Regions from separate parts of the Mus musculus genome. Here region 1 is linked to region 2. The links are chromatin contacts, found by POLR2A ChIA-PET in ENCODE. All regions are on one chromosome and are shown on one strand. Each heading gives the region's core, a stretch centred on a gene start or an enhancer-like site at or near the end of the contact. The rest is flanking DNA. Distances are from core to core; before and after follow the strand shown.

Region 1 (7,693 bases), core at 2,309-4,808, 120 kb after region 2:
GAGGATGTGGGGCTGGAGAGATGGTTCAGAGGTTAAGAGCACTGTCTGCTCTTCCAGGGGTCCTGAGTTCAATACACAGCAACTACATGGTGGCTCACAACCATCTGTAATGGGGTCTAGTGCCCTCTTCTGGTATGTCTGAAGAGAGCAATGGTGGTGTACTCATATGCATAAAAATAAATAAATAAATAAATAAATAAATCTTAAAAAAAAAAGATGTTGTAGCTTAGCAACAGAGTGCTACCAATGTCTACAGGCTCTGAAGTCAGACAGTGAAACGTGGTAAAAATTAAAGGGTGGAGATGAAGAGATGGTTCAGCAATTAACAGAGCTTGCTGTTCTTTCAGAGGACCTAAGTTGGATTCACAGCACCCATGTTCAGCGGCTCACAACTACCTCTAACTCCAGCTCCAGGAGATCCAATGACCTCACCTGCCTCTGCAGGCACCTACACACACAATGGACACACAGATACACAAATCTACACATAAGAAAAAGTAATCTTTAAAATATATATATGGAGGCTGGAGACATGGCTCAGCAGTTAAGAGCACTGTCTGCTCTTCCTGAGTTCAATTCCCAGCAATCACATGATGGCTCACAACCATCTGTAATGGGATGCTCTCTTCTGGTGTGTTTGAAGAGAGCAACAGTACTCACATACATAAAATAAATAAGTCTTTTTTAAAATTAATATATATAAATGGATACACTATTACTAAAAAGATAAAGATTCAGCCAGGCGTGGTGGCGCACACCTTTAATCCCAGCACTCGGGAGGCAGAGGCAGGCGGAGTTCGAGGCCAGCCTGGGCTACAAAGTGAGTTCCAGGACAGCCAGGGCTATACAGAGAAACCCTGTCTCGAAAAAACCAAAAAAAAAAAAAAGACAAAGATTCATTGGGCATGGTACTGTACACCCACAATCTCAGCACTGGGGAAGCAGAGACAGCTGAGTGCCTGTGAGTTCAAGACCAGACTGATCTACAGGGTGAGTTGTTGGCCTGCCAAAGATACAGAGTAACATCAGCTCAAAGGGGCTGCAGAGATACAACAGAAGAGGTCTTGCTGATCTTCTAGAGGACCTGGGTTTAATTCCCTGTACTGTCTTGAGGCTCTGCACCATCCACAGCCATGTGCTACCACACCTGGCAATAAATTTTTTTTTAAAAAAAAAAAGATCATCTCAAGCTGGGCAGTGGTGGCATATGCCTTTGATGCCAGCACTCTGGAGGCAGAGGCAGGCAAATCTCTTAGTTAAAGGCCAGCCTGGTCTACAGAGTGAGTTCCAGGACAGCCAGGGCTACACAGAGAAACCCTGTTTCAGTTTTTAAAAAAGGATCATCTCAAAAACAAACCAAAACCCCACAAAACTTCCAGAGTGCACACCCTGCATTTTTTAAGTACTTGTAAGGCAGAAGGATTATTACAACTCCCAGTGTCACACAGTGAGACCTAAGTCAACCGGAGTGTAGAGCAGAGAATGGTCACTGCAACTTGTGCTATAAGGTTGGCAGAAGGCTCTGCACTACACCGCACCTTCATAAGAGCCCAACAATGCACAGGAACTTGAAGGTGTCCCTGAGGAGGGACAGAGGACCCAAGCGGTCTCAGTGTGTCTTGTACAGACTGGCCAGCCATGGTGGGAGAGATGGCTCAGCAGTTAAAGGTAGACTCACAACCAAAATCTTAGAATGGCTGAGCAGTCAGCAGCAGGAGCCACATAGAAGCTGAGGGCTTGGAGGACTTTCTGTGCCTGCCTAGCTCTGCACTACTGAAAGAGCTTTCTGCAGACTACATGCAAGACAGTACAATGAAACTCAGTATCAAATGTAATACACACCAATTTTTAAAAAGCACCTCCACCATTACCCCACAGACACCTGTGGGACACTCACAGTCTATGTACACCAATTCCCAATGAAGATTTGAGATTTGCGGGATGGGAAGGTAGGGGACGTGAAGAGCAAAACATAACAGAGGCCTGAGGCCCTGGGCACACATACCTTAAAATCAGTAATCCCAACACTAAGAAGACTGAGGCAGGAGTACCATGAGCCAGCCCAGGTTATGTCCCTAGCTAGAGTCTGTTTCAGGTACTCAAACTAGAATGTGACCTGTCCCCAGGGTCCTAGAACAGCTGCCCAGGGAACATTCTCTGTACGGGAAGGCAAGAAGGGAATGTGGAAGCCCTCTTGAGAGCAAAGAGGGCCACAGTACAAAGGAAATATCACATAGGGCAGTCCACACCCAGCAAAACGCAGGCCAACCAGCTATTTCAACTGAAGTAACAGCCAGGGAGAGCAGGGAGGGTACAAACCACACCAGGTAGGGTAGAAGGGAAGAGGGCTACAGAGAAATGACTGTCCCAGCTAGGGACAGGCACCCTCTTTCAGCATGGCCTTCCAGCCCAGGAGGAGGCCTGCGTCTTTCCACTGAGCCAGGCACTAAGTAGTCACTCTATCACTTCTTCCTTAATCTAGGTCACAGGCTGTGGGGAGGAAAGGAAGCAGCGCTTGTAGTCTCAGTGTAACTTCTGGAAAAATCGCTTCCACACCCTGACTTCTGCCTTCTTTGAGCTTCCAGTTTTGAAGTCAGGCTTCCCCATTCCAAGATGCCCCTAGGTCCTGCACACACTAATAGTTCAGGGGATCTGGGGCAGGAAAACCTGGCAGGGTTCCCAAGGAAGCCCAAGACAGCCACCCGGGCCTGTGCTTTCCTGACAAGGGGATTTCTCCATGGGAGACACGTAGACCTATGACAGGATTTTTCTGTGAGGGTCCCCGATTCCTCCATATGGGATCCAGAAACTAGCTCAAGTGGGGGAACCTTTGCCTAAGTAAGTCTTCTTCAAGAAGGTAAACTCAGGCTCTAGCAGTGGCATCCAACTTCAAGACCTAAAACGCTGAGGCCTTTAGGGCAAGGACTGCTCCAAGTGGACAATTTGGAGGTTCAGGGAGTGGCCCCTAGTTACAACAGACGAGACACCTGAGCCATTTTGGACAGCGCCTGTTTCAAGCTGCTGGGGGTAAACTGAGGCCAGGGGAAGGAGAGGCTGTGCAGAGCCGCAGCTCTGGAACAGGCAGGACGGGAAAGGCGATGGGGTCGAGGAAGACGGCTCCACGGCGGGCCAGAGGCAATGGGGGGAAAGCCCGGCAGCCCCGCTCCGCGCCGGCTCACCTCGTCCTCCTTGTGGTTGCGGATGCCGCGGACCAGATCCTGCAGGTTCTTATCGAACATGCGGTCGATACTGCCCTTGACCATCTTGAGGGCCATCGCGGCGGCCCGTGGGCTGCGGCCTCCGAGGGAAACGCCGCTGCCGCGGCCCTAGAAGGTGCGGGGACCCGGCGACCGCACCTCAGGCAACCGCCCCGCTGTGTTTCCGGCCGCCGCGGAGGGGACGCCGTGGAGGCCAGAGCGACGGCTGTAGCCGGAGAGCAGTCTGAGGAGAAGGGGTAGCCAGTAAGCCCGCCCCCCCCAGCTTCCACAGACCCTTCCCAGCTTAGGGCCGCTGCAAATGGCGGCCAAGATGGCGGTGGGTCAGCTGACGGAGAGCCTCAGCCTCCCGGAAGCCCCGCCTCACCGAAAAGCCCAGCCCCACATTGCAGTTTCCTTGACAACCACACGCCACCCAATAGGAAAGCAGACACCACCCTTTGACGCCTAGCAGCCCACCCCTTCCTCTGCAATGCCTTGCAGCCTCATTGGTGAACAAGAACTCCACAGACGTCCTAACCACGCCCCTAAGGGAAAATCGAGAGCAGGTCTCCCCACTCGCTAAATGACAGCAGTGGGCGTGGTCTTATCTGGTGTGGGCGTGGCTAGAGGAGGGCGGAGCTCCACGTGGAGCTTTTTCTGCAAGGTCCTGGCCAAATATATCCAGCCCAGCCTTTTCTGAATTTAAGTGGTGACTTGGGAATCAGTGTCAGGAGTCAATCACACCAGCAATCCAACCGGCCGGCCTGTGAAACCCTGTCTGTAAAACCAGCACAAGGCTTGGATGGTGGACACCATACAGGAGAAACTGTGGTGGGCAAGTGACTTTGCTGGAGATGGTCCACCGTTTTGCACAGCTGTGATGCATGTTCCTAGAGAGGCACTGCCCCCCGGAGGCGTTCGTCTCTGGATTACTTCTTGGTGCTGCAGTGCCTCCTCATGTTTTTCATTGTTATATGCCTCCCATATCTAGTACGATGTGAATGGGCACCAGGAGACCCTCACTGCCTAGAGTCTGCTGTGGTTGCTTATTGGGAGACAGCCCACTCGATTGGGCAAGTCTCCTGCAGATTAATATAAAGATGAACTTTCATAAAATAGATGAATTAATGATTTTATAGAATTTCTTATTTGATTAAAATAGTTTTAAGATGTTAGGGTAGGTGATAGAAAGTTTAAGGAGGGGCTGGTGAGATGGCTCAGTGGGTAAGAGCACCCGACTGCTCTTCCGAAGGTCCAGAGTTCAAATCCCAGCAATCACATGGTGGCTCACAACCATCCGTAAAGGAGATCTGACTCCCTCTTCTGGAGTGTCTGAAGACAGCTACAATATATTTCCATATAATAAATAAATACATCTTAAAAAAAAAAAAAGAAAGTTTAAGGAGATGGTTTAGATTGTTTTGCCAGAAAGATATAGTAAAGTTAGCATTAAGCATAGAATGTGTCCCCTCCTTTGGCTGCAAACGTTAAATAAGGAACACAGTGAGCTTTCGTGTGTTACAAGCATGTAATTGTACTTGAAAGACAAAATAGGCTTGGGACTAATTTTTTTTTTTTTGGTGCACAAACACTTTTATTTATTTATTTATTTACTTATTTATTACATGTAAGTACACTGTAGCTGTCTTCAGACGTACCAGAAGAGGGCATAAGATCTCATTATGGGTGGTTGTGAGCCACCATGTGGTTGCTGGGATTTGAACTCCGGACCTTCTGAAGACCAGTCGGGTGCTCTTACCCACTGAGCCATCTCACCAGTCCCCTGGCTTGGGACTAATTAATGATCAAAGAAGACATTCATTTTAGGTTAGGTCCGAGTCCCTGGATCATGTGATCCAAGAATGTGGTCCCATGTTTAAATAATTATACTATGAGTATAAGAGTAGAGAATAGGTAATTAGCCAGTTTAGCTGAACAGCACTTCAAAAATAATATGGAAGATAGATTACCTGTTTCTTTTGTTTGTTTGGTTGGTTTTGGTTTTTTGAGTCAGGGTTTCTCTGTGTAGCCCTGGCTGTCCTGGAACTCACTTGGTAGACCAGGCTGGCCTCGAACTCAGAAATCTGCCTGCCTCTGCCTCCCAAGTGCTGGGATTAAAGGCATGTGCCACCACACCCGGCTGAACTTCCCTTTCTGGACATTCAGCAGGAACACTAAGTTTTAAAGCTCTTCTAGAGAACCTGGGTTCATTTGCAAGCACCCACATGGTCACTCAAAAACATCTGTAATGCTACCCAGTTCCAGGGAATTCCTAGCCAGCTGCCTCAGGCAGTATCTTAGTTAGTCTTTTATTTCTATGAACAGACACCATGGCCAAGGCAACTCTTATAAGGACAACATTTAACAGGGGCTGGTTTACAGTTTAGATCATTATCATCATGGTGGGAAGCATGGCAGCATCCAGGCAGACAGTGTTGGAGAAGGAGCTGAGAGTACTTACTACATACATCTTGATCCCAAAGCAGCCAGGAAAAGGCTCTCTTTGCACTGGGTGGAGCTTGAGCAGAGGACCTCAAAGCCCGCCCCCAGAGTGACACACTTCCTACCAGGTCACGCCTAGTCCAGCAGGGCCACACCTCCCAACAGTGCCACTTCCCATGGGCCAAGCACATTCAAACCATTACAGGCATCAGGTGCAAGCATGCATGGGGCGGGGGACATCACCTTCATTACGCTTTTAATTCTGTGACAAACACCATGACTAAAGCACCTTATAGAAGAAACCGTTTTTTCAGAAGGCTCGAGTCCATGAAAGCAGAGCACAGCACAGGGACAGGGACAGCTGAGAGCTCATGTCTGAGCTACAAACAAGAAGGGGGGAGAGAGAGAGAGAGAGAGAGAGAGAGAGAGAGAGAGAGAGAGAGAGAGAGAAAGACCAGAATGGTGAGAGTCTTTGTTTTGTTGTTGTTGTTGTTGTTGACATTGTTGTTGTTTTGAGACAGGGTCTCTCTAGGTCGCTTAGTCCTGGCTGTCTTGGAACTTACTATGTAGATCACGCTGACCTCAAATTCACAGAGATCCACCTGCCTCTGCCTCCTGAGTGGGATTAAAGGTGTGCGCCACCACAGCAGGCTGTGAGAACCCTCAAAGCCCTTCCTCTGTGTGACAGACCTCCTCCAACAAGGCTACACTTCCTAATCCTTCCCAAATAATCCCAGAAAGCAGGGGCCAGGTACTCAAACATAGGCATATATGAGGGCCATTCTCATCCAAATCACCACAGACATACACAGGCAAGATATCTGTACACCTAAACAGCCATGAAAATGAAAAATAACAAGAATGAATATCAATAGGGGCTGGAGAGATGGCCCAGCAGTTAAGATCTACTCTTCCAGAGGTCCTGAGTTCAATTCCCAGCAACCACATGGTGGCTCACAACCATCTGTAGTGGGATCTGATGCCCTCTTCTGGTGTTTCTGAAGACAGGGACAGTGTACTCACATACATAAAATAATAAATAAATCTAAAAAGTAAATACCAGCCAGGCGGTAATGGTACATGCCTTTAATCCCAGCACTTGGGAGGCAGAGGCAGGCAGATTTCTGAGTTCGAGGCCAGCCTGGTCTACAAAGTGAGTTCCAGGACCGCCAGGGCTATACAGAGAAACCCTGTCTTGAATAAATAAATAAATAAATAAATAAATAAATAAATAAATAAGTACCAATAGGGGCTGGAGTAACTCCACAATGGTTATAAGAACCAGGACAGGGGGCTGGAGAGATGGCTCAGCAGTTAAGAGCACTGACTGCTCTTCTGAAGGACCTGAGTTCAAATCCCAACAACCACATGGTGGCTCACAACCATCTGTAATGAGATCTGGCGCCTTCTTCTGGAATGTCTGAAGACAGCTACAGTGTACTTACATATAATAAATAAATAAACCTTTAAAAAAAAAAAACAGGACAGCTTTTGCAGAAGAGTGAAGTTTGATCACCAATGCCAGCCAGAGCAGTAGACTCACAGCCTCATATTAACGCCAGTTCCAGGAAATTAAACTCCCTTTGCTGGCCTCCGTGAGGAATTACACACCATAGTGCACATAAAATCCCTGTGCTTGATGGCACTTGGCACGAGGATCCAGAGTCAATTTCCAGATCCCAGTGGAGGTTCACAACTGTGTGACTGCAATTCCAGGGGATCCAAGCCCTCTTCTGGCTTCCACAGCCAACAGGAGAACACGGAGATGTGGATATACGTGCCGGCAAAACACCTACACACAGAAAATTAAATAAATAAACAAATAAATAAAAGGTAAAAATTTTAAGTAGTATTTTATACATTTTAGCTAGGCAAAGGACCACTGAGGTCCCAGCCTGATTGACATACTGAGTTTCAGGGCACAGTGCTCAACAAAGAGACAGTGTCTCAGTCAGGTGAGCATGGGGGTGTGGTGGCTCAGGAGGCCAAGGCAAGAAGATCAGAGACTGCAACACACAACAGACAAAATAAGAAAGGCCAGGTGAAAACGTTAA
Region 2 (7,651 bases), core at 2,205-4,704:
GTCTGAGCATCTCTCAAGGGTCCCAGGAGGTCCTTGGCCCATGTTCATCTCTTGCCCAAGCCCTCAGCAAGCACTGCCCAACAACCATTGTCCACTGCCATCCTACCAGAGCCTGGCTGGATTTGCCCTGCTCCCACCTGTTAAGAGGGTAGAAACCCTCAGCCTGTGCAAGGAGAGGCCTCAACCTCCAAGCGCCTGTCCTTTGTGTTGCTGAGATGTATAAAGCCAAACTCTGAGCGCTTGTGTAGATGGGTGTGAGTGGACAGTCAGGAGCATGGTGGCTGTGCCTGAATCCTCTGTTCTGCCATCCACTATACCTGTGCTCCTCTGGACCCTGCTACTTCCTTGTCCCATCCCTTGTGACAGTGACAACCTGCTGTCCCCTCCACCACCCAGGATCCTGAATAGGCCTTTGCCCACTTGCAGACCCTGATCCACTTGGTTGAGGGTGCTCTGGCTGCCGGGAGACCCCCTCCCTCTCTGTGGGCAACTGGTGGGAGAGGAACAGGCTCTGCTACCTGGCAGGCCATACCCCCAGCCACAGGACTGCTGGGACAGATCTGTGCCTTAGAGAGACCTGTACTTCTCCCCACACCCTCTGCCTTCCCGGGGTAGCTGTGGCCTTGCCAGAAGAGCCAATCTGAGTTTTGGAGTGTCCACAGCACCTCTGATGACATTGGACTCAATATTCTTCCTTGTGACCCGATGTTACCAGCCAAGTCACCAGGCCTCCCCACAGGCCTGTGTGCCAGTATCATGCCAAACTGTTGGGGCACCTGCCCTCTACCCCATCGTGTCATGGAGATGGAGTCAAGTGCCCGCCATGGGTAACACCCTACAGCCACCTGCGGCTCTTCCCTGTTCACCCCTGGGTATGTGCACCCACACGCCATAGTTGGTTTTGTTATGTGAGAATATTCTGGAAATAAATTCTCTTTCTGCAGCAGGGCCTTTATCTGTGGATGGGAAAGCATGCACAGGGCGGAGCCTAGAGGTCAACATCACTGCTGCTCTCTGTTGCCACACACCTTGCTCCTTTGAGACCATCTCCCACTGACCTGAAATTGAAAGGGGCCGGTGAGCTCCAAGGATCCTCCTGCCTCTGTCTGCCCAGGGCTGGGGTTGTAGGCAAACCCCACCATGTTCTGCTGTTTACCTGCATGCAAAGCATATGTAGTGACATACACACGCCCAGAAAATAAGACTACATAACAAGTTCAAAGCCTAGGCTACATGGGGCTCTGTCTCAAGAAGCCTTCAGAAAAGGCAGGTGCTCATGGGAGCACCCATGGAAATGGGGTCTTTGCAGAGATTTACTGAACCTGCTGCTAGGGTAGTCCTAGACACCCAATTGCCTGGTGCCATTAAAAAGCAGAGAAGCAGACAGGTGCCTGCTGTGAGGACAACCACAGACAGGGAGATGGGGCGATGTGTCTATAAGGACAAGGGTTGCTAGCTGCCATGTGTCACTGGAAGCAGGCAGGAATGGACTGCCTACAAAGTGGCCACTTTGGGGCCATCCCTCTTTGTTCTTTGCCCTCTGTGTTCTTCCACAGAATGGAGACAAGCTTGCCACAGGGCACCAGCTTACTGTAAGCTTGTTTTGTTTTGGTTTTGGTTTTGCTTTTTTGAGACAGGGTTTCTCTGTATAGCCCTGGCTGTCCTCAAACTCAGATCCACCTGCCTCTGCCTCCCAAGTGCTGGGATTAAAGGCGTGTGCCACCACTACCTGGCCCCTGTAAGCTTGTGTCACACACAACCCATTACCACACATAGGAGTGACAGTTGCTGCAGGATCAGGGATAGTAACCCATCCTCTCTCCATGGTTATGGTGACACTCTGCCTTCAGCTACCAAGGGACACTATGGACTTCTCAGACCAAGTGGCCCGTTGTCCTCTCCTGAGTACTGCCCTTCCTGGAACAATGGCGCAGGTCCCTCTTTGCTCCATTCACACTGGCCTCCCACACTGCCCTGTCCCCAAAGTCCCTAATACAATCCCACACTGTGACCCAGTCTCTGCCTTCTTTTTAATCTTCTCTAGTTTTTTGTTGGTTGGTTGGTTTGCTTTTTGTTTGTTTGTTTGTTTGTTTGTTTGTTTTTTGGTTTTTCGAGACAGGGTTTCTCTGTGTAGCCCTGGCTGTCCTGGAACTCACTCTGCAGACCAGGCTGGCCTCGAACTCAGAAATCCACCTGCCTCTGCCTCCCAAGTGCTGGGATTAAAGGCGTGTGCCACCAGGCATGATGGTTTGCTTTTTTAAAACAAGGCCTCCTGTAGCACAGGCTGGCCTTGAACTATTGATTGTCTTGCATCCACCTTTTTTTGGGGGGTACTGGACGTCAAGATAGGGTTTCTCTGTGTAGCCCTGCCTCTTCTGAAACTCACTCTGTAAACTAGGCTGGCCTTGAATTCACAGAAGTCCTTCTGCCTTTGCCTTTCAAGTGCCACTGCTCCACTTTTGCCTCAGCTGTCTACATGCTGGGATAACAGGTATATTGGAGCACTCTGCACTGAGCTGTTCTTTATTGGTGCATTCCAGTCACATCTCTTTCTGGTGTCCTTGTTACCTCATCTGCTGGCTGGACAGGATGCTAGGGACACAGTGCAGAACATGTTCATCTCAACTCGGGAAGAGATTTGGAAGTTTCTCCCTGGAGTTTTCATTTAGGACGGTTCCTCTAATCTTTAGAACGCACTGGAATGCTTTAAAATGGGGAAATAGAGGAAAGTTATATATAGAAACACTGTTGTCAGAATCTGGGGGATTGGGGAGGGTTCCTTGCCAGAGTCCACCTTTTCTCAGGATGGTAAGTAGATAAAACATACTTGTCTCTTCCCTCCAAAGCAGACATTACCAATCAACCACTCATTCTAACAATCTCTGGGCCGACATCACCAATCAATTGATGAATGAATGATTTCCTCCATGCTTTGCATAGGACAGAATTAAGCAAGCAATCTGCCAGCCAATGTCTTCCATTCTATGGGCAGGGTGGGCATCACAAATCAACTGATGGACAAATATCTTCCTCCATTCTTTGCACAGGGCAAAGATTAGCAGTTAATCTCACAGTCAGTGATGCCCTCTTCCACTCTGCGTACAGGTCAGGCATCAATAATTAAGTCAGTATGTCAGTGATGGCCTCCCTCCTACGTATAGGGAAGATCAAGTCAAGTGGCATCCAAAGGAAAGCACATGGCAGCTCAATTCCAATTCCACTTTTTAGACATGAGGCTGAGGCCCAGGACTTTGTGCAGGCACACCCCAAAACAAAGTGAACTCTGGCAGGGCAGTGCCTATGGCTCCCACACGCATCCCTGGGAATTAGCTTGGGCTCTAGCTCCAGGTGCAACATCAAGAAAAAAACGGCATTGAGTCTTCCAAGGCCGGTTCTTGCTGGATGACCCAGACTATCCTGTCCCCTTAGAGGGAAACTACCATGGTTGGGATGGGGTGGGGAGCTGGGCATCCTGCCACTCTGAGGGAGGAAGCCGTTTGTAACCGGAGTCTCCGAGAATATCAGTGCAGGGTGAGGGCAGCTGTCATCTGCTCGCTCAGCATCCTGTGCCTTTTGCTCGGGACAGGATGTTGTCAAGCTGAGCTCTCTCTGCTTCCTCCAACTACCAAGAGCTCCACTTACAAGCAAGTGATGAAGTCACCTGGTCTGCGGGAGCTTTCTACCCTGGTGTCTGGGTGGGGGCTCAGCGGGTCCTACTCACCTAGCACACATTCTCAGGAGATTAGGAGTTCTAGGTCACACTCTGCTACATACAAGGTTTGAGACCATGAGATTCTGATTTAAAAAAAAAAAAAAAAAGGCCGGGCGTGGTGGCTCACACCTTTAATCCCAGCACTCAGGAGGCAGAGGCAGGCAGATTTCTGAGTTCGAGGCCAGCCTGGTCTACAGAGTGAATTCCAGGTCAGCCAGGGCTATACAGAGAAACCCTGTCTCAAAAAAACCAATAAATAAATAAAAAAATAAAAAATCTTGGAGTCTGGAGAGAGCTCTGCACTGGCTGCTCTTCCAGAGGACCCAGGTTCAATTCCCAGCAACCACAGGACAGCTAACAACTGTCTGAAACTCCAATCCCAGGGGACCCAACACCTTTACACAGACATGTACACAGGCAAAACACCAATACACATGAAATAAAAATAAGCAAGCCAGGCATGGTGGCTCATGCTTTTAATCCCAGCACTCGGGAGGCAGAGGCAGGCGGATTTCTGAGTTCGAGGCCAGCCTGGTCTACAGAGTGAGTTCCAGGACAGCCAGGGCTATACAGAGAAACCCTGTCTCAAAAAAAAAAGGAAAAAAAATAAACATAAAAAAATCTTGGGCAGTGGTGGTGCAGCCTTTAATCCCAGCAGTTGGGGAGGCAGAGGCAGGCGGACTTCTGAGTTCAAGGCCAGTCTGGTCTACAAATGAGTCCTAGGAAAGCCAGGGCTACACAGAGAAACCCTGTCTCAAAAAACCCAAAAATAAATAAATAAATAAATAAATAAATAATATATTCTTGGTGGTGCACACAAACTTTTATTTCTAGTACATGGGAGGCTAAGACAGGAGGATCTCTGTGAGTCCAGGACTACATAGAAAGTGTCAGGTCAGTCTGGACTACACAGTGGAATCCTGTATACACACACACACACACAGTCACCAAGCAAACAAAAACTTCTTGGCTTGCTGGGATGACCTGAGCTCAATACTCAAACCCTACACAAGGCAGAGGGAGATGAGCTCCATTACCTTAACGTGTGCTGTGGCACATGCAAGTGTACATACACACCCCACATACAAAATAAAATCTTAAAATATTCTAATATCTGCTGAGAATGACTGTGTATCAGCTGTTGCCCAACACCTGATTGGTGAATTGTCACAAACTAAACCTCACCCTGGGCCACAGAAAGTGTGTCTCAGGCCAATGTGGACCTGCACAGTGCCAATCAAAACAAACTCAAGCCCAAGCAAACAGTGTAGGTGCAGGAAGAACGGGAGAAAACGCCAGCATTTCAGAGAAGCAACTGAGCCAGCAGCCTGATCGAAGCTGCACATAAGCAGGAATAGTTCCAGCTGACTTCACTGGCTCTTTCTGCCATTTAAAAGACTTTGTGACGCGGCCTCTGTAGCCCAGGCTAGTCAGTGTGAGATTACAGTCTATGGGCTCCAACTTGACTAGATGTGGATTCCGGACAACCTCATGGTTGTCAGGGGAGGATCATCCGCTCAGGGTTGGCCAATCAGAGTGGGCAAAGGGGTCAGGCTAAATTATCCCAGGGGAGGATCTGATTGGATTGTGTTGGGCCAATAAGGTAGGTTGGGTGGTCCTGAGGTCCAGGAGCTGGGTACTGCAAAAGCTCCTCCTTCAGGTGTCCCCTTCTTTCTCCCTGTTACCCCACTGGCCCTCACTGCTTCACAAAAGCAAGAACTGTGGTTTCACCCATCTTGCTCCTTCCCCACCCCACTTGAGCTCATACCACTCCCTTAGCTGCAGCCCTGAAATGGTTTGAGGACACTCCACCCCACTACAGCTGACATTGGGAGGTCGTAGTATCCGCCACTTAGAAGCATGGGAACAGGGTGTTGTTAGATGAATCCATAGTCTTTCTCGAAACCTTCAGTGTCTATATCGGAACATAGAAGGGAGTCTTAAATGAGGGAAACCGAGACTCCCCAGCCTGCAGCAGGCAACCTGGGGCTGGTCCAAGTTCTGCAGGGACTGCCCTGCCAAGAACAGTCTCTTGTACCTAGTTGGGAAGATAGCTCGCAGTGTTTCATTTACTCTTGGATTCCCACCATGTACCCACAGGTCTTGCCATTAACTTAAAGTTAGAGGAAGACAGTTGAGGACCAGAGAGGGCGATTGGTCTACAGTCACATGTGTTGTTACTGCCTGGACCGGCTCTAATCCCGGCCTCAACTCCTGTATACTTTCAGCTCCACAGCCACTCGCTGGTTTGAAGACGTAAGTTACCAACCCGCCCATCCAAGGAGGAGTTCCTGAAGAGTAGGGGGATAAAGTAAGGTCATGATGTCTGCAGAACGAAAAGTTTGACTTCTCCAACATCTGTGAGACTGTGTTCATTAACTGATTCATTCAAGCAGTCATTGCACATCGGTTGAGTACCGTGTGCACACTCCTGCTCTGACTCCCGGAACACAGACTTGAGAGGAGACACACACCATCACACCACAGCTCAGGAGAGAATCATGTTGTAGCAAGAAAGGGAAAAGAGGCTGCAGTTGGACTTCTCTACAGCCAGCAACTTCTGGAGGTGTGCTCAGCTACTTAAAAGCTTCACATTCAGCTTTCCCGGTGGATACCATAATCACCCCTTGCTTTTTATTTTTCTTCTAAGCCCTAAGTGATGAGGGAGAAGATGGGGTCTGGCCTTTCCAGGGGCTACCTGGCCAAAGCAATTTATTCTCTGGGACTTCACCACCCATGCCATCATCTGACACTTGGGCTCCCCTCCCCCAGGTCTGAGGAGTCCCTGGATAGTTCATCGTTTTTAGTCTCGGAGACTGAGGATTTATAACTAGATTTGTCGCCTTCAACATAATATGTCCACCGCAGAGGCTGCAAGGTTCATGGGGCCAGCCTCCTTACATCAGGGTCTTGGGCAGCACAGGACTCACACAGGGACCCTGCTTAGCCGCCACCCCCCCCCCCGCCTTTATTATCGTGATGCATGAACAAGCAGGTTGAAAGATGCACCGACTGAGTGCCAGTTGGAAGCAAAGCCTGTGCTAGGCGCAGGAGGCTGGCAGGGGAGCTGCCATTTGGCCCCAGGTGACCTGCTGCAGGATTGGGACCCCAGAGGTTCTGGCATCTGGGAAGATATGGCCGTGCAAAAGAACGAAGAAAAAAACTAAGGATGAGGGGGTCATGTCTGTCATCCTAGCACTTGATGAATGAGGCAAAAGGGATTACGAAGAGTTGGGGGGCAGCCTTAACGACATAGTAGGGCTGTCTCTAAAATTAAAAAAAAAATCAAAATAAAATTTTAAAGAATTAAAACCGAGACAGGCAGTGCTGACTCTGACCACTTGCCGCTAACCAAAAGCGACATTTTGCTGCGGTGCGGACCATTAATTTTAGAATAGTATCTTCTTTTATGGAAACAACTTCCGGATCCAGCGCCAACCTCAACCACCACGGAGATCACGCCCCTCTATAACGCCCACCGTGACGTCAGGTGGCGAGACAGTGACGTCACAGACATGGTTGTGGGTTGGCGCCCGGGAGACCGCCACGCGTCTCCATGGCAACGAAAGGGTGCTGCCAGGCGGATTGCGTAAGCCCCGCCCCCACAAGGGTGGGTCCGCTGCTGGTCCTATAAACAGCTCAGGTACGCTCCCGTAGTCATCAGTCTCTGGTGTCCCGCGGGACCTGCAGACCAGCGGCCTCGGCTTGTCCGCAAAGCGCGGCGGCCGTAGCGCGGCGAATCCTTACCAACAGGCGCCGTCGCAAAATGGCGTGTCCACTTCTCGGTCACGCCCCTACGTTTTGATAAAGCTTCGCTCCCCTCTTCCCACCTACACCCTATTGTGGTAAAGCTACGCCCTACCAGCAGGCCACTCCCACAACCATCGTAAAGCGCTCAACTTGCCTCTAGGCCACTCCCCTACCTTGTGGTTAAAATAC

Evidence for each region. ChIA-PET counts read pairs that join two places held with the same protein, here RNA polymerase II (POLR2A).
Region 1: POLR2A ChIA-PET joins it to region 2 with 11 read pairs in embryonic stem cell. The contact joins the promoter of Ap3d1 here to the enhancer-like site in region 2. POLR2A ChIA-PET finds 5 or more read pairs at or near these places in 3 of 5 experiments (Patski and embryonic stem cell).

The regions. Positions count from the first base shown.
Region 1 is chr10:80,738,717-80,746,409 of GRCm38, forward strand. It overlaps Ap3d1 (adaptor-related protein complex 3, delta 1 subunit), which reads right to left and starts at 3,559. Exons shown (of 31, transcript NM_007460.2): 1 at 3,180-3,559. The coding sequence starts at 3,275.
Region 2 is chr10:80,614,842-80,622,492 of GRCm38, forward strand. It overlaps Gm31298 (a long non-coding RNA gene), which reads right to left. Exons shown (of 3, transcript XR_871877.3): 1 at 7,636-7,651; 2 at 1,059-1,156. Scamp4 (secretory carrier membrane protein 4) reads left to right here. Exons shown (of 7, transcript NM_019575.4): 7 at 1-942. Among named protein-coding and RNA genes, the nearest start is that of Gm31298, 4.1 kb to the right of the region's middle. Within about 2 kb of position 3,455, at least 1 of the 3 ENCODE cell types and tissues checked has a DNase peak (open chromatin) inside an H3K27ac peak, as active enhancers do.